Linked DNA regions of Mus musculus: region 2 is linked to region 1. The links are chromatin loops, found by intact Hi-C in ENCODE. Cell type or tissue: left cerebral cortex. All regions are shown on one strand.

Region 1 (8,000 bases):
CCACTTTTACTAAAAGCATTTTTGTTCTTTCTTACCTTTGGTGAGGGCCTTGCCCTGCACTTTGGATTCCAGTTGCAGGAGTCTCTGCAACCACCTAGGCTAGTAGAATAGAGCTGGTGTTGATTCAAACTTTGCTGGCCTGACCCTAAATAGTTTATTTTACGCACAACAAAATCTGGTGATGTTTTTCCTGGTGATAATTAACTATATCCCGTGTGCACAATAAAGCTTTAGGCATGACCACATCGAAACTCTTTGTAAAGCATATGTGACATTGTGACATCCTCTTGTAAAGATGGGTTCTTTAGATTGACTTCATGTGATACCTCCCATAAAGATTCTATCTATCTATCTATCTATCTATCTATCTATCTATCTATCTATCTATCTACCTACCTACCTACCTACCTACCTACCTATCTATCTATCTATAGACAAGCTCACAGTAAGTGTCTGGAGAAGGATTGATCCTTGGCCTTGCCCACACAGCACAAACTTCACCAGACTGTTATGGGCTTCTCCAGTGTTATGGGCTCATAACAAGTTATGTGTTTCCTCCATAGGTGTTGAACATTCCAGGTTTCTCTAATGCTAATCTCTGAACACAAAGATTTTTTTTTTTTTTGTCTCTTACACCTACTAGAGACACACACTATAAGGCAAAAAAAAAAAAAAAAAACAAAAAACAAAAAAAACAAAAAACAAAAAAAAAACCATAATCACCTCATTGGATGGAAAAATGACCTTTGAAAAAAATACAACATCCCTTCATGATGAATGTCTGGGAGATATTAGGGACATGGGCAGCATATCTACATATTAGAAAATGTAGATCCAGATCCAAAATTATTCTAAATTGAGAGAACCTCAAACTGTCTCTCTAAAACCGGGAACCAACAATGGCCCCTTCTGTCCATACCCATCATTAGATCATCAGGAACAAACAATGTTATCCCTCTGTCCATCTTCACTGCTTCTACACTGCTGAAGCCTTTTTAAAAAAAAACTTATTTATTTATTTATTTATTTATTTATTTATTTATTTAAGTATACTGTAGCTGTAGCCTTCATGTACTGTACTGTAGCCTTCATGTAGTTGCTGGGAATTGAATTTCGGACCTCTGCTCCCTCCAGTCAACTCCTCTCGCTCCGGCCCAAAGATTTATTTATTATTATAAATAAGTACACTGTAGCTGTCTTCAGGCAGATCAGAAGAGGGTGTCAGATCTCATTACAGGTGGTTGTCAGCCACCATGTGGTTGCTGGGATTTGAACTCTGGACCTTTGGAAGAGTAGTCAGTGCTCTTACTTGCTGAGCCATCTCACCAGCCCCCACTGCTAAAGTCTCAACTATTGGTCTAAAACAACTTGGGGGAGTTTAAAATGATAGAGATTGGAAGGGAAAAAAGTGAAATCATCCTTATTATCAGATAGTGATTATACAAAAAACGTTTAATGAGGTTTCTTATACCTGTCAATACCTTGGGTTATTGACAGTCTGTAGTTCTTTTGGAGACTATTGTGTGCCCAAGGGGCATAATTTCATATACCTCACACATTTAGTGTGTAGAGTTTCACACAAATATAAAATAAATAAAGCATATATAATAATGTAACATATAAATATATGATAATAAATTGTATATGTAAATTGAATTTTATATATATAATAAGATATAAATATTTACTTGAGGGACTATCAGACAACCTCATTTTCATTCTGTATTGACTTCCATACTTCCAGAAATGAAGTCCCTTCTTGTTTTTTTTGTTTTCTAGTTCATGTCATCTGTCTATGTCTTGTCCTAGCGAAAGAACTGAGTAACTAATGACTGCTAAGAGATGGAAAATTAGCCTCTCTCAGGGCTGAGCACTGTTAGTAGTTGTTTTAATACTCAGTGGCCTGTCCTGAACCCATATGCACATAAACTACAAAGACTTACTAAAAGTTTTTATTTATATATTTGTGCATGTGTGTGTTTGTGTGTATGTGTGTGTAAAAACCCTGACAATAAGAAAAGGAGGTTATCTTGAGGCTAGCACTTGGTAGAGTTGCATGGAGAGTGTCTGGATGAGCTCTAGGCAGGAAAGGAAGGGAAAATAGAGTTCCTCTTTTTTTTTTTTTTTTTTTTTTTTTTTTTGGTTTTTCAAGACAGGGTTTCTCTGTGTAGCCCTGGCTGTCCTGGAACTCACTTTGTAGACCAGGCTGGCCTCGAACTCAGAAATCCGCCTGCCTCTGCCAGTCCTGGGATTAAAGGCGTGTGCTACCACACCTGGAGAGTTCCTCTTTTTTTAAAAGATTTACTTATGTGAGTACACTGTAGCTGTATAGATCGTTGTTGGGAATTGAATTTTTAGGACCTATGCTCGCTCTGTTTGGCCCTGCTTGCTCTGGATCAAATATTTATTTATTATTATACATAAGTACACTGTAGCTGTCTTCAGACGCACCAGAAGAGGGCATCAGATCTCATTACAGGTGGTTGTGAGCCACCTTGTGGTTGCTGGGATTTGAACTCAGGACCTCTGGAAGAACAGTAAGTGCTCTTCCCTGCTGAGCTATCTCACCAGCCGTAAAATTACATTTACATAATATGTATATTTACACATATAAACTCTGCTTTCTTATATGTTATGTTGAAATTGAGTTCTACATTGCAGTGTGCATTGAATACACAGAAGAGCTTTTCTTATTTTTTAAAAAAAGTTCTTGGTATCTGAAAAACTTAGCTGTCCTAAAATACTATTATTTGGAGATTTTGAAACTTGTGTCATTGTGTCCACTAACTTCCATGGCCTTGTATGTCTTATTTGTTTTACATGTTCTCTTTGTTTTCCTAGTTACTCAGTGTTTTCAAGTATATTGGATAATCTGACATGTTGTCAAACATTGCTTAATCTAAATGCTTAATCTAAAACTAAGAATCTATTCTAGAATAACTATGATAGAGTTATTCATTTTTAATTATATTCCTTGTGTGTTTAGAAAGTTGTTTTATGTCCAATCTGACAATTCACTTTCAAAGTGAAGAGACTGTTTTTATTACTGAATAATAGTTTCAGTTTTCACCATGATGCAATTCTGTATGAATTGTCTGTTACACTACAGAGTTCAGGCCAGCCCTTCCGTTTATTACAAATTATATGCTATGTCTCCATGTGCTATCCTCTTGCATCCATCATGTTCAGCACACTTGTTTCCTGACAGCAGAAGAGCTGAAGATTGGGTGAGATCATCTTGGCACAGTCCTTGTAGCGGTGTGCCTTTTTGCATCATGTTTCTATATTATTTTCATAGAAGCCCACAAAGTGAAATAATGATTTTTCTTTCATTTCTTCCAGTCCTGTCTTGCTTTCATAACAAGGAACTGTTCAAAATAGAGAGCAAACAAGAATCTGCCCAGAGAGAAGGACCAGGACAATTTGGAAGTTCCAGGCTTGGAAAGTTACATGTAAGGAAGTTCTGGGAACGTAGAGGTGACAGTGAAGAGCATGAGTTCTGGGATGATGGATCTGATGTGTATGCAACTCCCACTGCTGACATTCCTGACAGGGGAGATAAAGAAACTCAGCCTTCTCCTCACACAGCTCACTCCGGGCCACGTCCACATTCACAGCGGGAGGCTCTTTTAGGAAAACATTCCCGTCAGTCTTTGAAACACAACTGTAGTCTTCATAGAAGTGTGAATTCACTGAGAAGTAACATGGGGTGGGGGGGTACATAGGAGTCTTTGAGATATGTTTTATGGAGTATGGGATTAAGCAGTATTTCAGTATTCTGTGACGAAAAGGGGATTAATAACACAGGACAACACATAATGATATCATTGTGAGAAGTATTTGACTGAAAATTCTTTACAACTTCCTCAACAGGTAAATCTACCTAATGACATGGACTGCAATGTAGATCAACATAAGACTGTGTATGAGAATCCAGTAGGACGTGAAAGCCATCATTGGTTGGGTATTTCTGAATACTGCCACAGATATCAGGAAGATAATAAAGGCCTTACTACAGACTTTGCACTGCATAATAACCACAACAGTCAGTTTACAGAGATTTCTTACCAAGGTAACGACTCCTGGAATATCTATAAACAAGATGTAACTCCTAGTGAAGGACAGATAAGTAATTGTTCTCTGGAGAATTGTTACAATAATGATAGATGTAGGGGTGTCTCTGGTCAGTGCACACAATCACCTTTGTACCAGCAGGATTATAGCCAAGAGAAGCTGTCCACAAGCAGCCAGCAGTATAAAATTGCAAATGAGTGCTCAAATTGTAGTCAGTGTACTGAAATTAAGGCTAGAAGAGAATTTAACAGACAGAGATATGATAAGTACAGCAAAGTCTCTGTTGAATCACCAAGCATTGATAGGGATAAGGTAAATGATATTCAAAGAAAACCATGCCTGTTTATGGGAAGTGATAAATCCTTCAATTTCTATTTAAATATGACTCAAAATGATTCAAGCCATACTAGAGAAAAACCTCAGAAATATAAAGAATATAGACTGGAGATTACCTCTCCTTCGAAACTTGTTGGGCATCCGAGATCCTTTGTTCAACAAAAATATAGGAAATCTGGGAAATGCTCCAGAAGTTCTTCAGACCTCAGTAGACTTAAGATGCTTCAACCTGGAGGAACGCCATGCAAATCTACAGAATGTGGGAAGTCCTTTTCTCAGTTCTCAGGCTACAGAGAGAATGGTACAATCCATACTGGAGAAAAACCTTATAAATGTAAAATATGTAAAAGATCTTTTACTACAGGTTCATATCTGCAAGCTCATCAGAGAATCCACACTGGTGAGAAACCATATAAATGTAAAGAGTGTGGCAAGTCCTTTACTCACGGCTATTCTCTTCGAATTCATCACAGGTTTCATACTGGAGAGAAACCTTACAAATGTAAAGATTGTGGCAGGTCTTTTGCCGAGGGCTCATCTCTTAAATCCCACCACAGAATCCATACAGGAGAGAAACCCTACAAATGTAAAGAATGTGGAAAGTCCTTTGCCAAACAATCAAATTTTGAAACTCATAGCAGAATTCATACTGGAGATAGACCTTACAAATGTACAGATTGTGGCAAGTCCTTTACCAGGAGCTTCTGTCTTCGAAAACATCACAAAACCCATACTGGAGAGAAAGCTTATAAGTGTGAAGAATGTGGAAAGGCTTTTACCCAGCGTTCAACTCTTAAGACCCACTACAGAATCCATACTGGAGAGAAACCTTACAAATGTAATGAATGTGGCAAGTCTTTTACTGAAGGCTCAACTCTTAAAACCCACCTCAAAATCCATACTGGAGAGAAACCTTACAAATGTAAAGAATGTGGCAAGTCTTTTGCTGAGGCCTCAACTCTTAAAACCCACCACAGAATCCATACAGGGGAGAAACCTTACAAATGCACAGATTGTGGCAAGTCCTTTACCCAGAGCTCACATCTTCAAAGCCACTGCAGAATCCATACAGGAGAGAAACCTTACAAATGCAAAGAATGTGGCAAATCTTTTGCTAAGGACTCATCTCTCCAAAAACATCACAGAATCCATTCATGAGAGAGTCTTTACAGATGTAAAGAATGTTCAAAATCCATTACTTGGTTCTCAAATCTTATAGATCATCCTGGAATCCATACTGGAAACAAACGTTACAAATGCAAAGAATGTTTGAAGTCCATTACCACAGGCTGTAAATTTAGAACACATTATAAAATTTAAGCATGAGACAAAAGCAAGGGTAATTACTGATACACTGTTCACCCAAGAAGTATGTTTTGTTTTGGTTTTGTTTTGTTTTTATGAAGAATGGATGGAAGTCTTTAACCACTCACTGTTCAACTCTTCAATATTGGAGTCACATCAGGTATCCCTATACTGGTTTGAATTTGAAAAAAAATTTCCAGTGTGGTGGTTTGAATATGCTTGGCTGAGGGAGTACACAACTAGGAGGTGTAGCCTTGTTTGAATAGGTGTGGCCTTGCTGGAGGAAGTGTGTCTCTGTTGGGGTAGGATTTGAGACCCTCTTTCTAGTCATCTGGGAGCCAGTCTTCTACTGTTTGCCTCCTGAACAAAATGTAGAACTCTCAGCTCCTCCTGTGCCGTACCTGCCTGGACCCTGCTGTACTTTCTCTCTTGATTATGCTCTGAGTCTCTGAACCTGTAAGCCAGCTTTGATTAAATATTGTTCTTTTAAGAGTTGCCTTGGTCATGTTATCTTTTCACAGCAATGGAAACCTTAAGACACCCCAAAATGCATCTTATATTCACTCTGGTGGTTTGACTGAAAATAGCATACACAGACATATAGGGAGTGACATTAGATGGTGTGGTCTTGTTGGAGTAGGTGTGGTTTTGTTGGAAGAAGTATGTCATTGGATTGGGCCTTGAGGTTTCAGATGCTCAAGTGAAACCCACTGTCATTCTTTCTTCCTGGTGCCTGCTGATCCAAAGGTAGAAATCTCAGCTATCTCTGGAGCACCATGTCTACCTGCATGCCACTATGTTTCCCACCATGAAGACAATTTGCAAAAACTCTGCATCTGCAAGTCAGCCAAAATAAAATATTTTTCTTTATAGGAGTTACTGTAGTTATGATGTCTCTCCACAGCAAAAGAAACCCTAACTAATATATTCACTAAGCAATTTCTTTGAAAATAGACTATGCCAGGCGGTGGTGGCACATGCCTTTAATCCCAGCACTTGGGAGGCAGAGGCAGGCGGATTTCTGAGTTCAAGGCCAGCCTGATCCACAAAGTGAATTCCAGGACAGCCAGGGCTATACAGAGAAACCCTGTCTCGAAAAACAAAACAAAACAAAACCAAAAAACAACAAAAAAAAGGAAAATGAACTACATATGTACTAATGTTTCATACAGAATTATTCTGAAATCAACTACTAATAATGGTATAGAATTCATGTTATATTTGACTAAACTGGTAATAATTTAAAATGTATGAACTTGTACCTGAGTAAGATTTCTCATAACCATCTAAAGTCAAAACTGTTGCATAACATTTGTATATTTCAGTGGAACAGGATATTTTTATATGATGAAAAGATTACTGTTGATACTATTTGAGCTTTAAGTTTTTGTTACAGATTGTTTATAATGTTAAATTACCTTCTTTGTTCGACTACAAATAAAGAAATTGGAGCTTACGTTTACTTACTGCTGTCTTGGGATAATGAGTGCCTGTTTTATACTGGAAAGGTATCATTAATGTTAGGCATTCCATGAGTGATAATTCCAACAAAAACATCTCATAAAATTACAGTGGGGAATTGTGGGCTTTTTTATGGATGTGGAACATAGAATGTAGACAGTAAAATTGGATGTCACGCTGGGTGTGGTGGCACATGCCTTTAATCCCAGCACTCGGGAGGCAGAGGTAGTCAGATTTCTGAGTTCGAGGCCAGCCTGGTCTACAAAGTGAGTTCCAGGACAGCCAGGGCTATACAGAGAAACCCTGTCTCGAAAAACCAAAAAAAGAAAAAAAAATAGGTGGATGTCTCAGCACAAGTCATCTGATAGTCGAATTGGAAACAGAGTTCCTGGGGGAAAGAAATACAGGAGGAGAAAGGAAGGTAAAAACAGTAAGGAAGAGAAAAGGTGTTTGTTTTAGGAGGCCTTCCCAAGAATCGGCAAGGAAGCAGAGTTGGTGAGAGAACCTCCTCCTTGGTTGGGTCTGTGCATTGGTAAACACTATGTATGTTGAGTATTATAAGATGTTCTTTATGTTTATTTGAAACATAAATGTTCTTGTGAACAGAAGTGGAAGTACTCATGGATGTATCCATGACAGAAGACACACATACCTTGACAGTAAACACCAGCTCTAATTAGACTTAATACCTACTCAACCAGAGGGAAAACATGCCTTGTACTGGAAACATAGCTAAGAAGAAAGGTCCATGTTCAATAAAGTTTTTCTCTGACATTCTCTTGGAACATTATCTTTCTCACAAAGTAAGTTTTCAAATAGTTAAT
Region 2 (8,000 bases), 850 kb after region 1:
TTATTTGTAGGTATAGGGCCAGATATTTACAGATTGTGGGGATTTTGCTGGTTTAATAAATTAGTGCTGTGGAGTCTCCTTCAATAACCATGACTTCACTAGCACTAGCAGTGAGCATGTTTTCCCTCTGGTTGAGTAGGTCTTAAGTCTAATTAGAGCTGTTGTTTACTGTCATGGTTTATGCGCCACTACTTTACCCTTATTTATTGTGCAATGCTGGTCATTGATGTAGCTAATAGGCATCACAGCTAGGAAAGACTTGGTTGCTTGTCTCTTTGGAAACTATTTGGTACCATAATAGCTAGTCCCAGGGTGGGAGCATTCAGCACAGTGCCAGCTCAAGAATCTCTGGGCCCTGTTTTTTGAAGTGCATGGTCTGTGTCTTTAGCAATGGGTACATCCTTTCTACTTCTCTGGCCAGATAAGTAATGCAGCAATGGGCTGTAGGTTTTGGGAGTCTCTTAGATAGCCCTAGTAAACAATTCAAAAGAACTTCTCAGGACTGCTATTAGGATTTTCATTAAGTGGTCTTCAGTTCTTGGAGAGAGGGTTCTCAGCTCAAGTAAGATACATAACTATATATGTAGCTTTATAAACAGAATTATATGAAGTTTGGTTTCAAGGCAAATAGTTAGACATCCTTACATGGTACCGTCCATCCATCCATATTCGCCTCCCTTCCCCTTCCCTTAGGAAACCTCCTTTCCTGTTTCCCCTATCACATCACTTATGCACCATGACTGTTTCAGGCACCTTTTTATTAAGTTACCGTCCTTCCTCTTCCTTCTGTATTTGCTTCCCTCAGGAAGCCTCGTTCCTATTTCCATTACCAGATCCTTTGTGCTGTGGTATTCACCTTTACATCCCACATTTACCTCACTGCACATCCCTAAAATGCTCCCAATTACCCATTGTATTTTTGCGACATGTTTTTGTTAAAAATATCACTCATAGAATGGCTAACATTAATGATACCTTTCCAGTATAAAATAGAAATTCATTACCCCAAGGTAGCAGTAAACAAACACAAGCTCTAATTTATTTACTAGTAATTGAGACAGAAAGTTAATTTAATATTATACATAATCTATAACATATACTTAAAGCTCAAATCCTATAATATCCTATAATATCTTTACATCGAAGCTATACCATACAAATATAAATATCCTGTTCCACTGAAGTACATAAATGTGCAACAATTTTGATTTTAGATGGTTATGAGAAATATTAGTTACAAGTCTTTATGTTTTAAATTATTACAAGTTTAGTCAAATGTAACATGAATTCTATACCATTATTAGTAGTTGATTTCAGAATAATTCTGTATGAAACATTAGTACATATGTAACCTATTTTCAAAAAATTGCTTAGTGGATATCATATTTATTTAGGGTTTCTATTGCTGTGAGAGACATCATAACCATAGTAACTCCTATAAAGGAAAATATTTAAGGAACACACTTACAGTTTTAGGTTTTGTCAATTATCTCCATTTGGGAAGCATGGTGGCACACAGGCAGATATGGTGTTGAAGAGGTAGCTGAGAATTCTACACATGGTTCGAGAGGAGGCAGGAAGAATGACAATGGATGGGCCTTGCTTAAGCATCTGAAACCTTAAAGTCCACCCCCAGTGACTTCTTCCAATTAAACCACACATACTCCAACAAGGCCACACCCTCTAATAATGTCACTTCCTATATATCTGTGCAGGCCACTTTCAGGCAAACCACCAGAGTGAATATACGATGTATTTCTAGGTAAAATGTTTTCAAATTCATACCAGTGTAGAGCTTCCTAGTGTGACTCTCTGATATTGAGGAAGGGTTAAATATTGGTTAAAGGCTTCTATCTATACTTCATATTTTAAAGAACATTTTTCTTGGGTGAACAAGTATGTCAGTAATTACCCTTGCTTTTGTCTCATACGTGAATTTTATAATGTGTTCTAAATTTACAGTCTTTGGTAATGTATTCAAAACATTCTTTACATTTGAAAAGACTTTTTCCAGTATGGATTCCAGGATGATTTTTAAGATTTGCAAATCAGGTAATAGATTTTGAACATTCTTTACATCTGTAAAGGTTCTCTTATGACTGGATTCTGTGATGTTTTTGAAGAGATGAGCCCTCAGCAAAAGACTTGCCACATTCTTTGCATTTTTAAGGTTTCTCTCCTGTATGGATTCTGCAGTGTCTTTGAAGATGTGAGTGCTGGGTAAAGGACTTGCCACAATCTGTGCATTTGTAAGGTTTCTCACCAGTATGGATTCTGTGATGAATTTTAAGAGCTGAGGCCATGGTAAAAGATTTGCCACATTCTTTACATTTGTAAGGTTTCTCTCCAGTGTGGATTCTGTGGTGGGCTTTAAGAGTCGAGCCCTCAGTAAAAGACTTGCCACATTCTTTACATTTGTAGGGTTTCTCTCCAGTATGAATTCTGTGGTGGGTTTTAAGAGTTGAACCCTCTGCAAAACCCTTGCCACATTCCTTACACTTGCAAGGTTTGTTTCTACTGTGTATTCTGTGGTGGGCTTGAAGATGTGAGCCCTGGGAAAAGGACTTGCCACATTCTTTACATTTATAAGATTTCTCTCCTGTGTGGGTTTTATGATGCCTTTGAAGAGAATAGCTATTAGAAAAGGACTTGCCGCAATCTGTACATATGTAAGGTTTCTCTCCAGTATGGATTCTGTAGTGGGTTTGAAGATGGGAGTGCTGAGTAAAGGACTTGCCACATTCTTTACATTTATAAGATTTCTCTCCAGTATGGGTTCTGTGATGTGTTCGAAGACAGGAGCTGCTGATAAAAGCCTTGCCACAATCTGCACATTTGTAAGGCTTATCTCCAGTATGAATTCTGCTATGAACTTGAAGATTTGATCGTTTGGCAAAGGACTTCCCACATTCTTTACATTTGTAGGGTTTTTCTCCAGTATGGATTCTGTGGTGGGATTTAAGAGTTGAGCCCTCGGCAAAAGACCTGCCACATTCTTTACATTTATAAGATTTCTCTCCAGTATGGGTTTTGTGATGTGTTCGAAGACAGGATCGGCTGGTAAAGGACTTGCCACAATCTGCACATTTGTAAGGTCTATCTCCGGTATGAATTCTGCTATGACCTTGAAGATTTGATCGTGTGGCAAAGGACTTTCCACATTCTTTACATTTGTAGGGTTTCTCTCCTGTATGGATCCTGTGGTGGGATTTAAGAGTTGAGCCCTCGGCAAAAGCCTTGCCACAATCTGTACATTTGTAAGGTTTCTCTCCAGTATGAAGCCTTAGATGAATTTGAAGAGAGTAGCCATGAGTAAAGGACTTGCCACACTCTTTACATCTGTATGGTTTCTCACCAGTGTGGATTCTCTGATGAGCTTGCAGATATGAACCTGTAGTAAAAGACCTTTTACATATTTTACATTTATAAGGTTTTTCTCCAGTATGGATTGTATAATTCTCTCTGTAGCCTGAGAACTGAGAAAAGGACTTCCCACATTCTGTAGATTTGCATGGCGTTCCTCCAGGTTGAAGCATCTTAAGTCTAGTGAGGCCTGAGGAGTTCCTGGAGTATTTCCCAGATTTCCTATATTTTTGTTGAACAAAGAATCTCGGATGCCCAACAAGTTTCGAAGGAGAGGTAATCTCCAGTTTATATACTTTATATTTTTGCGTTTTCTCTCTAGTGTGGCTTGAATCATTTTGAGTCATATTTAAATAGAAATTGAAGGATTTATCACTTCCCATAAACAGGCATGGTTTTCTTTGAATATCATTTACCTTATCCCTATCAATGCTTGGTGATTCAACAGAGACTTTGCTGTACTTATCATATCTCTGTCTGTTAAATTCTCCTCTAGCCTTAATTTCAGTACATTGACTACAATTTGAGGACTCATTTGCAATTTTATCCTGCTGGCTGCTTGTGGACAGCTTCTCTTGGCTATAGTCCTGCTGGTACAAAGATGATTGTGTATACTGACCAGAGACACCCCTACATCTATCATTATTGTAACAATTCTCCAGAGAACAATTACTTATCTGTCCTTCACTAGGAGTTACATCTTGTTTATAGGTATTCCAGGAGTCGTTACCTTGGTAAGCAATCTCTGTAAACTGACTGTTGTGGTTATTATGCAGTGCAAAGTCTGTAGTAAGGCCTTTATTATCTTCCTGGTATCTGTGGCGGTATTCAGAAATACCCAACCAATGATGGCTTCCACTTCCTACTGGATTCTCATGCACAGTCTTATGTTGATTTACATTGCAGTCCGTGTCATTAGGTAGATTTACCTGTTGAGGAAGTTGTAAAGAATTTTCAGTCAAATACGTCTCACTCTGATATCATTATGTGTTGTCCTGTGATAGTAATCCCCTTTTCGTCACAGAATACTGAAATACTGCTTAATCCCATACTCCATAAAACAGCTCTCAAAGACTCCTATGTACCCCCCACCCCATGTTACTTCTCAGTGAATTCACACTTCTATGAAGACTAAAGTTGTGTTTCAAAGACTGACGGGAATGTTTTCCTAAAAGAGCCTCCCGCTGTGAATGTGGACGTGGCCCAGAGTGAACTGTGTGAGGAGAAGGCTGAGTTTCTTTATCTCCCCTGTCAGGAATGTCAGCAGTGGGAGTTGCATACACATCAGATCCATCATCCCAGAACTCATGCTCTTCACTGTCACCTCTACGTTCCCAGAACTTCCTTACGTGTAACTTTCCAAGCCTGGAACTTCCAAATTGTCCTGGTCCTTCTCTCTGGGCAGATTCTTGTTTGCTCTCTATTTTGAACAGTTCCTTGTTATGAAAGCAAGACAGGACTGGAAGAAATGAAAGAAAATCATTATTTCACTTTGTGGGCTTCCATGAAAATAATATAGAAACATGATGCAAAAAGGCACACCACTACAAGGACTGTGCCAAGATGATCTCACCCAACCTTCAGCTCTTCTGCTGTCAGGAAACAAGTGTGCTGAACATGATGGATGCAAGAGGATAGCACATGGAGACATAGCATATAATTTGTAATAAACGGAAGGGCTGGCCTGAACTCTGTAGTGTAACAGACAATTCATACAGAATTGTGTCATGGTGAAAACTGAAACTATTATTCGGTAATAAAAACAGACTCTTCACTTTGAAAGTGAATTGTCAGATTGGACATAAAATAACTTTCTAAACACACAAGGAAAATAATAAAAAAAAAATGAATAACTACAACATATAGTTATTCTAGAATAGATTCTTAGTTTTAGATTAAGCAATATATTTCATAACATGTCAGAATATCCAATATACTTGAAAACACTGAGTAACTAGGAAAACAAAGAGAACATGTGAAACAAATGAGAGCTACCAGGCCACAGAACTCAATGGACGCCATGACACAAGTTTTAAAATTTCCAAATAATCATAGTTTTTAGGACAGTTCACTTTTTCAGATACCTAGAAAATTTTTTAAAACAAGAAAAGCCCTTTGGTGTACAAATCAAAATTTTCAACCACACTGCAATGTAAAACAAAATTGAAACATAACATATAATAAAGCAGAGTTTATATGTGTAAATACACATATTATTTTTAATGTAATTTTAACTGAAAGAAAACTCTCTTTTGCCTTCCTTTCCTGCCTAGAGTTCATCTCAGACACTCTCCATGCAACTCTACCAAGTGCTATCCTCAAGATAACCTCCTTTTCTTATTATCAGGGTATTATTAACACACACACACACACACACACACACATACACACAAATACATACACACAACACACATGCACAAATATATAAATAAAAACTTTTAGTAAGTCTTTGTAGTTTATGTGCATATGAGTTCAGGGCTGGCCACTCTGTATTAAAACAACTAATAAAAGTGCTCAGCCCTGAGAGAGGCTAATTTTCCATCTCTTAGCAGTCATTAGTTACTCAGTTCTTTGGCTAGGACAAGACATAGACAGAGGAGCTGAATTGGATACAAAGCAGTAGAAGAGACTTCATTTCTGCAAGTAGGTAAATCAATACAGAATGAAAATGACGTTGTCTGATAGTCCCTCAAGTAAATATTTTTATTTTATCTCATTATATACATATAACATTTAATTTATACAATTTATTATATATTATATATTATATATTATACATTATATATTATATATTATATTATTATGTTTTATTTATATTTGTGTGAAATTCTACACAGTACATATGTGAGATATACGAAATTATGCTACTTGGGATGACAATAGGCCCCAAAAGAACCACAGACTGTCAATAATCCCAGTACTGGGTGTGAGAAACCTCATTAAAACATGTTTTTGTATATAATCACTATCTGAAAATAAGGATGATTTCACTTTTTTTCCCCTTTTCAATCTCTATCCTCTTAAACTACCTCAAGCTCTTTTAGACCAATAGGTAAGACTTCACCAGTATACAAGTCAGGGATAGACAGAGTGGACAACATTGTTTGTTCCAGTTGTTAGATGGGCATCCTTATTGGTTCCTGATTTTAGAGAGACAGTTTGCAGTTCTCTTCTTTTAGAATAATTTTGGATCTGGATCTACATTTTCTAACATGTAGATATGCTGCTCATGTCCCTAATATCTCCCAGATACTTATCGTGAAGAGATGTTATATTTTTTCAAAGGCCATTTCTCCGTCTAATGAGGTGATTATAGATTTTTTTTCTTTTTTTTTTTTCTTTTTTGTCTTACAGTGTGTATCCCTAGAAGGTGTAAGAGACAAAAAAAAAAAAAAAAAAAAAAAAAAAAAAAAAAAAATCTTTGTGTTCAGAGATTAGCATTAGGGAAACCCGGAATGTTCAACACATAGAATTGTTCCTTTAAATGTGGGGTACACACAACTTGTTATGAGCCCATAGCATTGGGAGAAGGTGTGGATAACTGCCTGGTGAAGTTTGTGCTGTGCGGCCAATGCCAAGGATCCCTCCCCAGACTCTTATTGTAAGCGTGTCAATATATATAACCTATCTTTATGGGAGGTATCACATGAAGTCAATCTAAAGAACCCATCTTTATGGAGGATGTCACAATGTGCTGTACAAAGAGTTTTTGATGTGGACATGTCTAGACCTTTATTGTGCATACAGGATATAGTTACTTATTACCAGGAAACAAACCACCAGATTTTGTTGCGCTTAAGTGTGCCTAAAATAAACTATTGAAGGTCAAGCCAACAAAGTTTGAATCAACACCAGCTCTTCGCTGTGTTGAATCAAGCTGCCTTCTTCTTTACCCTAAACTGTTATTCCACTAGCCTAGGTGGTCACAGAGAATCCAGTAACTGGCATTCCAAGTTCAGGGGAGAGCCCTCACGGAATGTAACAACAAAAATGTTTTCAGTAGAAGTGGCTAGTTCCATCACCCAAGGAGTCTCACAAAGGTGAAAGAGAAATAGCATGCGTTCCTCTCAGTCTGTGAGGCCAAAGCATTTCATACAACTGTTGAAATGTTCAGTAAGATCCAAAGCAGCAAAATGTTCAAAGCAGCAGCTCTGCACCTTTGTACAAATTCCTGTAAATTTTATTCTTTGGTTTCCTGGACAAGGAACCCTGGATGTTGCAAATTAGGAGTGCATAGGAGCTAATATAAAAAGAGCTCATGTAATGGTGAACAAATTCTGATCAATTATTTTGCAATCTAGACGAAAGCAATGTATTGTGTGGACCCTCTCAGGAAGATTGTAAAAAGGAAAAAAGAAAAAAAGCTGCTGGACACATCTTGGTACCACCAGCTCAGAGGACTCCGTGGCGGTTCAGGTTTCCAGGCGGTTGTTCATCCAAGCATCTGGAGGTCACCTTCTTCTGTAAACTGAGCAGAGACTGCCCTGCATCACCTGGGGTCAGTGGAGCGGTGGACAGAGCTATGAGTGAGCACCGGGACTAGGCAGTCCCACTGCTTAGGTTTTTGTGTGCCCTCAAAGTGGGAATGATGCAGTATGGAATGATCAGCAGTCCCTTCATGAGGAAATACTAAATAT

Evidence for each region. A loop is a pair of places that touch in the nucleus more often than their neighbours do. Peaks named below come from ENCODE experiments on the same cell type or tissue, not always from the same donor. Only the 100,000 strongest peaks of a DNase experiment are listed, where the experiment ranks them.
Region 2: a loop joins it to region 1, with 11 times the contacts of the local background. A loop is called at or near these places in 9 of 42 quality-filtered maps.

Annotation. Positions count from the first base shown.
Region 1 is chr7:42,472,557-42,480,556 of GRCm38, reverse strand. Zfp141 (zinc finger protein 141) reads left to right here. Exons shown (of 7, transcript NM_001309388.1): 6 at 3,343-3,452; 7 at 3,874-7,171. The coding sequence ends at 5,568. Among named protein-coding and RNA genes, the nearest start is that of 4933421I07Rik, 28 kb to the right of the region's middle. In left cerebral cortex, no CTCF peak of the experiment used is centred here; no DNase peak of the experiment used is centred here.
Region 2 is chr7:41,621,545-41,629,544 of GRCm38, reverse strand. It overlaps Gm51480 (a long non-coding RNA gene), which reads left to right. Exons shown (of 3, transcript XR_003946761.1): 2 at 7,665-7,861. Among named protein-coding and RNA genes, the nearest start is that of Gm51480, 7.5 kb to the left of the region's middle. In left cerebral cortex, no CTCF peak of the experiment used is centred here; a DNase peak (open chromatin) is centred at 3,542.